Regions from separate parts of the Homo sapiens genome. Here region 2 is linked to region 1. Evidence: read pairs that join two places in POLR2A ChIA-PET (ENCODE). Cell type or tissue: PC-3. All regions are shown on one strand. Links, peaks and the distances in the headings refer to the core of each region. The heading gives the core; the rest is flanking DNA.

What was found. ChIA-PET counts read pairs that join two places held together with the same protein. Peaks named below come from ENCODE experiments on the same cell type or tissue, not always from the same donor. Only the 100,000 strongest peaks of a DNase experiment are listed, where the experiment ranks them.
Region 2: POLR2A ChIA-PET joins it to region 1 with 7 read pairs; 2 of 35 experiments call an interaction of 5 or more read pairs at or near these places.

The regions. Positions count from the first base shown.
Region 1 is chr1:173,647,400-173,651,702 of GRCh38, reverse strand. The region is part of intron 2 of ANKRD45 (ankyrin repeat domain 45); the gene reads left to right. The region is part of intron 1 of LOC105371619 (a long non-coding RNA gene); the gene reads right to left. Among named protein-coding and RNA genes, the nearest start is that of TEX50, 14 kb to the right of the region's middle. In PC-3, for the core only: no CTCF peak of the experiment used is centred there; a DNase peak (open chromatin) is centred at 2,302; H3K27ac peaks cover 771 bases.
Region 2 is chr1:172,725,729-172,730,031 of GRCh38, reverse strand. No RefSeq gene overlaps it. Among named protein-coding and RNA genes, the nearest start is that of FASLG, 69 kb to the right of the region's middle. RefSeq lists a silencer at 1,708-1,757. In PC-3, for the core only: CTCF peaks have their summits at 1,653 and 1,869 (motif pointing right); a DNase peak (open chromatin) is centred at 1,831.

The sequences.
Region 1 (4,303 bases), core at 110-4,109:
GTGAAAATGGCCATACTGCTCAAGGTGATTTATAGATTCAATGCCATCCCCATCAAGCTACCAATGACTTTCTTCACACAATTGGAAAAAACTACTTTAAAGTTCATATGGAACCAAAAAAGACCCTGCATTGCCAAGACAATCCTAAGCAAAAAGCCAACAAAGCTGAAGGCATCATGCTACCTAACTTCAAACTATACTACAAGGCTACAGTAAGCAAAACAGCATGGTACTGGTACCAAAACAGAGATATAGACCAATGGAACAGAACAGAGGCCTCAGAAATAACACCACACATCTACAATCATCTGATCTTTGACAAACCCGACAAAAACAAGAAATGGGGAAAGAATTCCCTATTTAATAAATGGTGCTGGGAAAACTGGCTAGCCATATGTAGAAACCTGAAACTGCATCCCTTCCTTACACCTTATGCTAAAGTCAATTCAAGATGGATTAAAGATTTAAATGTTAGACCTAAAACCATAAAAACCCTAGAAGAAAACCTAGGCATTACCATTCAGGACATAGGCATGGGCAAGGACTTCATGACTAAAACACCAAAAGCAATGGCAACAAAAGCCCAAATCGACAAACAGTATCTAATTAAACTAAAGAGCTTCTGCTCAGCAAAAGAAACTACCATCAGAGTGAACAGACAACCTACAGGATGGGAGAAAATTTTTGCAATCTGCCCATCTGATAAAGGGCTAATATCCAGAATCTGCAAAGAACTTAAACAAATTTAAAAGAAAAAAACAACCCCATCAAAAAGTGGGCAAAGGATATGAACAGACACTTCTGAAAAGAAGACATTTCTGCAGCCAAAAGACACATGAAAAAATACTCATCATTGTTGGTCATCAGAGAAATGCAAATCAAACCCACAATGAGATACCATCTCACACCAGTTAGAATGGTGATGATTAAAAAGTTAGGAAACAACAGGTACTGGAGAGGATGTGGAGAAATAGGAATGCTTTTACACTGTTGGTGGGAGTGTAAAGTAGTTCAACCATTGTGGAACACAATTTTCCTCAAGGATCTAGAACTAGAAATACCATTTGACCCAGCCATCCCATTACTGGGTATATACCCAAGGGTTTATAAATCATGCTACTATAAAGACACACGCACACGTATGTTTATTGCGGCACTATTCACAATAGCAAAGACTTGGAACCAACCCAAGTGCCCATCAATGATAGACTGGATTATGAAAATGTGGCACATATATACCACGGAATGCTCTGCAGCCATAAAAAAGGATGAGTTCATATCCTGTGCAGGGACATGGATGAAGCTGGAAACCATCATTCTCAGCAAACTATCATAAGGACAGATAACCAAACCGTGTTCTCACTCATATGTGGGAATTGAACAATGAGAACGCTTGGACACAGGGTGGGGAACATCACACACCGGGGTCTATTATAGGGCAGGGGGTTGGTGGAGAGATAGCATTAGGAGAAATACCTAATGTAAATGACGAGTTAATGGGTGCAGCAAACCAACATGGCACATGTATACCTATGTAACAAACCTGCATGTTGTGCATATGTACCCTAGAACTTAAAGTGTAATAATAATAAAATAAGAATTGTAAGACATTTATGGCAAAAAGTATGAAACTTTATTGATTTATATGAAAGACCACACGAAATGTATATATGTCTCAATAGTGAGACTAAATATCATAACGCTGTTTCTCTTAATTTCTTCCCAATTAATTTGTCAGTGTAGTTAATATCTCAGAAGAATCTTTTTAAAAGCAAACTGAGAAGCTGACCCTAAATTTCAGTGGGGAAAATGAACTATTTAATATATGATGCCAGAGAATATTTATTATTCATCTGGAAAAAAATAAAATTATATACCTACTTTGTACCATACATAAAAATCAATTACAGATGATTGTAAGACATGAATGTGTAAAGCAAAATATTTTAAACTTTCTGAAAAATAGAGTATTGCTATATTCTTGAGACATCACAGAATATCTTGAGATATAAAGAACCCAACCACTAAGGGAAAAGATCTGTCTATCTACCTAAATTTTAAACTCTGCATAAAAGATATCATAAACAAAATGACAAAATAAGCCACAGACAAAGGATATATCTATGTAAAGACAGCCTACTAATCAACAGGCTTAGAATTCAACCCAATAGAAAAATAGGCAGAGGATAGGAACATGCAATTTATGGAAGAGAAACTCTCATGGCCAGTAAATAAATGAAAATATGTTTAACTTCACTATTAAAAGCAAATGTAAACAATGGGCTACCATGACTCATCAGATTCAGAAAAATTTAAATATTTGACAGGATTAAACATTGGTAAAGATGTAGGAAATGGGAATTCCTTCACTCTGAGGAGGGAGTATAAATTGGTATAATCCCTTTTGAGAACACTTATATCAAGTTGTTCATGGACATACCTGATGATCCTAATTTCCATTTCTAGATATATGTCTTTGGGAAACTCTCACACATGCTTACAAGAAGACATAAGTATAAGATGATTATTCAAATATTGCTTATAACAGTTAATCATTGGAAATAAACAATAGAAGGGTAGATAAATTGTTTTCATACAATGGAATATTACACAATAATTAAAAGGAATGAATTAGCTCTTTGGGTATTAAAATGGATAACACTTAAAAATATTGAGACAAAAATCAAGTTACAAAAGGATTCTGTAATAGATTGGTTAAGAGCATGGATTTTACAGCCAGACTACCTGAGTTAAAACCCCAGCTTTCCACTAACTTGACTATGTGACTTGGGCAAATTATATAACCTTTCTGTGCTATGGTTTCTTCATCTATAAAAATGAGGATAATAGTAATACCTGAAAACCATACTATATAAAGGAAAAGGAGAGACCCAAATCAATATTTGGCATTGTGTCCCTAACACTATTCAAGGAAGGTAGTATTGTGACTGGTTGACATGAATATTGCCATCTTTTTTGTAGGTATTTTCCAATGTGTGGGAATAGGTGTATAGTCTTTTAGGACTTGATGATACACTCTAAAATATTCTATTTCTTCATTCTGATTCTATGTCATCATGAAACCTTATTTAGAGAGGGGATTCCTAAGCTAAGTGTTGCAGGTGCTCCTGGTTTCTTCTCACTGCTTATAGGAAAATACCAGGGGAAAAATAAATTGAGAAAAGGATAATTTGGGAAATTCCAAGCCTGTCCATATGACAAAGACATGAAAATTAAGATTCACTGTCAGAAAAGCATGCTTCCGAGAAAAAACTGAGTATATGACTCTATAACCTTCTGTTGACATGTTGGATCAAAAAGTTCAGAGTGGCTGGGTGTGGTGGTTCATGCCTGTAATCCTAGCACTTTGGGAGGCCAGGAAAGGACTGCTTAAGCCCAGGAGTTCCAGACGAGCCTGGGCAATATACTGAGACTCTGTCTCTGCAAAATATTTAAAAAATTATTGGCTGGGCATGGTGGCTTATGCCTATAATACCAGCACTTTGGGAGGCTGAGGCAAGTGGATCACGAGGTCAAGAGATCAAGACCATCCTGGCCAACATGATGAAACCCTGTCTCTACTAAAAATACAAAAATAAGCTGGGCGTGGTGCTGCATGCCTGTAGTCCCAGCTACTCCAGAGGCTGAGGCAGAATAGCTTGAACCCGGGACACGGAGGTTGCAGTGAGCCGAGATCGTGCCACCGCACTCCAGCCTGGCAACAGCGAAAGACTCCATCTAAAAAAAAAAAAATATCTGGGCATGCTGGCATGAGCCTATAGTCCCAGCTACTCAGGAAGCTGAGGTGGGAAGATTGCTTGAGCCTAGGAGTTCGAGGCTGCAGTGAGCTATTCATGCCACTGCACTCTAAACTGGGCAACAGAGTGAGACCTGTCTGAAAAAACAGTTTAGAGTATTTAGACACAAAAGATTATGGGATTGACTGTGGTTGTCCCTTTATCACACCAGGAAGCCTCTAGAAAGCTTAAGAGTATTGTCCCTCTGTGCAATAAAGTGAATTGTAGTAAAAAGAAGTATGTATATCCTTGTGAGCAAGTTCAAACAGTGATCTTTAATTTTTAAAAAATCAATCTGAAAAATATTTAAAGATGCCTTCCATATTCTTCTTGTTTACAATTATACCTCATGATAGTCACTTGAGAAAGTCTAAGAAATGACTTTCTAATTTGATAGGCCATAATTTTAGTTTTAATTAATAGAATTTCCAAACCTAAGGTATACACAGTTGTAGTAATTTGTATGATTGTGCTAACAATAATGCTAATTAGAGTTTGATAAAAAT
Region 2 (4,303 bases), core at 60-4,059, 920 kb after region 1:
GTCATAGCATTGTTAGCTAGTTGCCTTGGGTCTCAATTGTACAATTGCTTTATAGGGTCTGTGGGCTTTCTTTTACATGTGCTTTTATGATGGCAAGTATTGTCCTTTTGTTTTCATATTTATGACTAATTTGATCATTTCTTGTAGGGTCAGTCTAGTGGTGATTAATTCCCTTATCATTTGCTTGTCTGGAAAAGTCTATTTCTCCTTCATTTATGAAGCTTAGTTTGGCAGGATATAAAATTCTTGGCTAGCATTTTCTTTTCTTTAAAGAAGTGAAAAATAGGCCCACTTTTCTCTTCTAGCTTGTAAGGCATCTGCTGAGAAGTCTGCTGTTAGTCTGATGGAATTTATTTTATCAGTGATTTGACATTTCTCTCTAGCTCCCTTTAATATTTATTCTGTCACATTGACCTTGGATAGTCTGATGATTATATGCCTTGGTGATGTTTGTCTTGTATAGTATCTTCCAGCTGTTATCTGAATTTCTTCTACCTAAATGTTTACATCTCTAATAAGATCAGAGAAATCTTCCTGAATTATTCCTTAAATATGTTTTCCAAACTACTTACTTTTTCTTCTTTTTCCTCAGGAATGTCTGTAATTTGTGGGTTTGCTCACTTTACATAATTCCATATTTCTTAAAGACTTTGTTCATTTTTTAGCATTCATTTTTCTTTGATTTTGTCTGACTGGGTTAATTCCAAATACCAGTCTTCAAGCTCTGAAATTCTTTCTTCTGCTTGGTCTAGTCTATTGTTAAAGATTTCAACAGTGTTTTGAAATTCCTTCAGTAAATTTTTCATTTTCAGATATTCTTTTTGGTTTTTCAGAAGATGTCTATCTTATCTTTCATCTCCTGAATTGTTTTTCTGGTTTCTTTGTGTTGGTTTTCAACTTTCTCTTGGATATCATTGAGCTTTCCTACAATTCTGATATAGTTTGACTGTGTCCCTACCCAAATCTCATCTTGAATTGTAGCTCCCATAATCCCCATGTGTCATGGGAGGGACCTGGTGGAAGGTAATTGAATCATGGCAGTGGTGTTTCCTGTGCTGTTCTCATGATAGTGAATAAGTCTCATGAGATCTGATGGTTTTATAAAGGGCAGTTCCCCTGCATGTTCTCTTTTGCCTGCCGCCATGTAAGATGTGCCTTTGCTCCTCCTTCACCTTCCACCATGATTGTGAGGCCTCCCCAGCCATGTGGAACTGTGAGTTCTTTAAACCTCTTTTTCTTTATAAATTACCCAGTCTTGGGTATTTCCTCATAGCAATATCAAAATGGACTAATAAAAATCCATATCTTGAATTGTTTGTCATTTTAAAGTTTTCATTTTGGTTAGGATCCGTTCCTAGAGTGCTAGTGTGTTTTTGGGGGAGTGTCACAACATTCTGTTTCTTCATGGTGCTGAAGTTCTTGTGCTGGTTCCTTCTCATTTGTAGAAGCTGTCACTTCTTATTTTGAATTTACTTTCATTTGGATGAGATTTTTTTTCTTCCCCCCTTGAGGGTGTGACTGTTGCATATATGGGGTAGAGTCCTTTGGTTTTGTTTCTATGTGTTTTTAGGGAGCCAAGGCTCTATATGAATTCTTTGGTCATAGATAGTCTTAGTGTAGTGGTTTTCACAAATGCTAGTTGCTTGTAGATTGTAGTATTTGTGTGCTGTGCATGTGGTCAAGCTCACTACCTCCTATAGAAATGGGGATGTAGAAGTTTTGAGAGGCTTGTTTCCCAGCACTGTGCCCTTGTGTCAGCAGGAATCATATTGGGGTTGTGCAGTTCACCCTACAGACCAGCAGGTGACACTTGCTGGTAAGAGCCAATTGAGTGCTATACACTGATGTCAGCAGAAGTTGTGATGGACCATGCAATTTGACCTCCTGGCCAGTAGGTGGTGCTTGCAGGCAAAAGGCAGTTGCAGTGATGGCAGTGGAATTTTTACTTGGACTTTATTGATGGGGGAATGTACCAGGGTGTTCCTGGTGAGGGGCAGAGTGTGGAGCTCTCAGGGGTTCTCTCCCATGCTCTGCTGCCAAGGTGGCTGAAGAGGGGAAAGTTGAGCAAGGCGGTGTTAGGTGAGCCCACAGTCAAGCTCCCCTGGCTGGATGCAAGCACCAAGCTTGGTGAGGTTCTATGGGTAGCTCTCAGGCCTCTGGGACAACCCTCCAGGGAGGGGCAGAGGTCCTTCGCCTGCAACACAGGGCACTCTCAAGGGAAGAGAGGCGCCCAGGGTCTTCAGAGCAGCAGGCAGCTGTCAGGCCCACTCACCTCCCACAACCCCAAGAGCAACAGGCCTAACCCATTAGGTTAGTTTCAACCCATCCATGCCAAGATCACCAAGCTATTCCATGTATTCTAGACCACGAGACACCCTGCAGCAGAAATCGCTATCAGGCCACACCCTTCCCACCAGCGTTGTGAAGAGAGGGGTGCCCAGCTCCTGCACCACCACATGAACCTGACACACTCTTCTCTGTGTTTTAACAGAGGAGATCCTCCACTGGAGATCAGGCCGTAGATCTTATCTCCATACTTCTGGGTGGTGTGCTTGAGGCCTAGAAAATTGGAACCAGGCCAACTTAATTACCCTCTGTCTCCTTGGGGTCTAGCACCAACTATGATGGGGGAGTAAAGTGCTCCCAGGCTGCCACCAACAAACCACTCAGGCGGAGCAGTAAAGGCTATACTGTGGGTCTCCTCCCAGCTCCTCCTGGGAATGGCCAGGCAGTCTTAGGAGGGACCAGCAGGGATGGAGGCATGTGGTTCGGATGCATCTTAGTCCTGTGGCAATGGCATTGGGGCTTGTCTTGGGTGCATGAGTGCCTGACCTCCACTCTCTCCTGGCCTGGCAGACAACAGGAGCTGCAACTTCTTAGGACAGGATGCAAAGCCTTGGAAGGTGGGCACCCAGAGTTGCATTTTGCTGCAGCTGTGAAAAAAAGATCTTTAGCATGCAGTTTCAAGCAGTCCCTTGGTGTGTTCTCTAGGCAGCTCCCCCTGCCAGTCTGTAGAGGTCATAGGAACTCTTGTAGCTAGGAGCTCAGAGGTCCACAGCAGGAATGAGGTGTCCCAGGGTTCCTTTACTCACTGCTTCCTTGGGTGTGACCTGGGTCTAGGGGTCAGTCCTGATGCCAAGCAGGCAGCCCTGTTTCCTCTTTCTTCAACCACGAGGTCTTCTGTTGCTTCTCTATTAAATTTCAGTGTTTTCTCTCAAAAGTTCTGTTCGAAGTGTGAAGGTTTACTCAATATTTTGGTTTTTCTCCATGGAAGAGGTGCATCCCAGCCACATTTACTCAGCTATGTTTAATTCTTCCAGTTTTTACATAATTCTCAACAAATTGCAATGTCAGTGAGAACCTAATATAAACTACAAGTAAGCATTTAATCTACTTGTAGTTATAAGCCACTTTACTATTTAGTATACTTCTGCCGTTTTGACATTAGTTGTCAGATGACATGCAGAGGAGCTCCCAGAAATGAATTTTATTAACTGTGTAAATAAGCTGTGAACTAAAGAGAACCCTCAGAGAGTTACAGAGCTGAAGCACATCATGATGATCATCTGTTTCAAATGCTTCAATGTACAGACAGAAAACTGAAGGCTGAGAAGGAAAATTACTGGTTTGCTAAGCTTACATGAGACTTACACATTGAGGGAACCAGACCTTTAGAAATCAAGTCAAACAGAGAAGCAATTGTAACTGTTAACAGCTCATATTGAAATCTCAGGATAGCTTCAATTAAATTGATCGAGGCACTTAAAAAATCATGAGTCTTAATTTTTGGTTCTAAAGTCAAGTCACCAACAATATTTAATAACTGACTCTATTCATTATCATAAATATAAATCAGACAAAATCACCCAGAACTTAAACACTAAAATGATCAAAAGTAAGGTTTTGTGTTACCCATCTTCTTCCACTTTAACTTGTTATTGCATTTGTAATACATATTACAGCATGGGGAGGAGAGGTGTCTGATCTGTGCTTGACACAACTGGGGAATATACACACATATCTACTGATACAATTTTATACCAGCAGACATGTTCAGCTCTAAATTCAAAGCAAGGCTGGTGTACAGCTATCTTTCCTTAATTGTCATAAGGTATTCATATATGTGTACAGTGACGGCAAAAGAAGTTTTGTTCTGCAGACTATTTTTAAAAGGTTTTTAAAAAGTTTTTCTAAATAGTTAAAATATATTTTAAAAATATATGAGTCACATTTTTATGGAATCCAGGAAATATTTTCACTGAACTCTTCTTTGGGATATAGTTGAAAATCAGTAATATAGAGA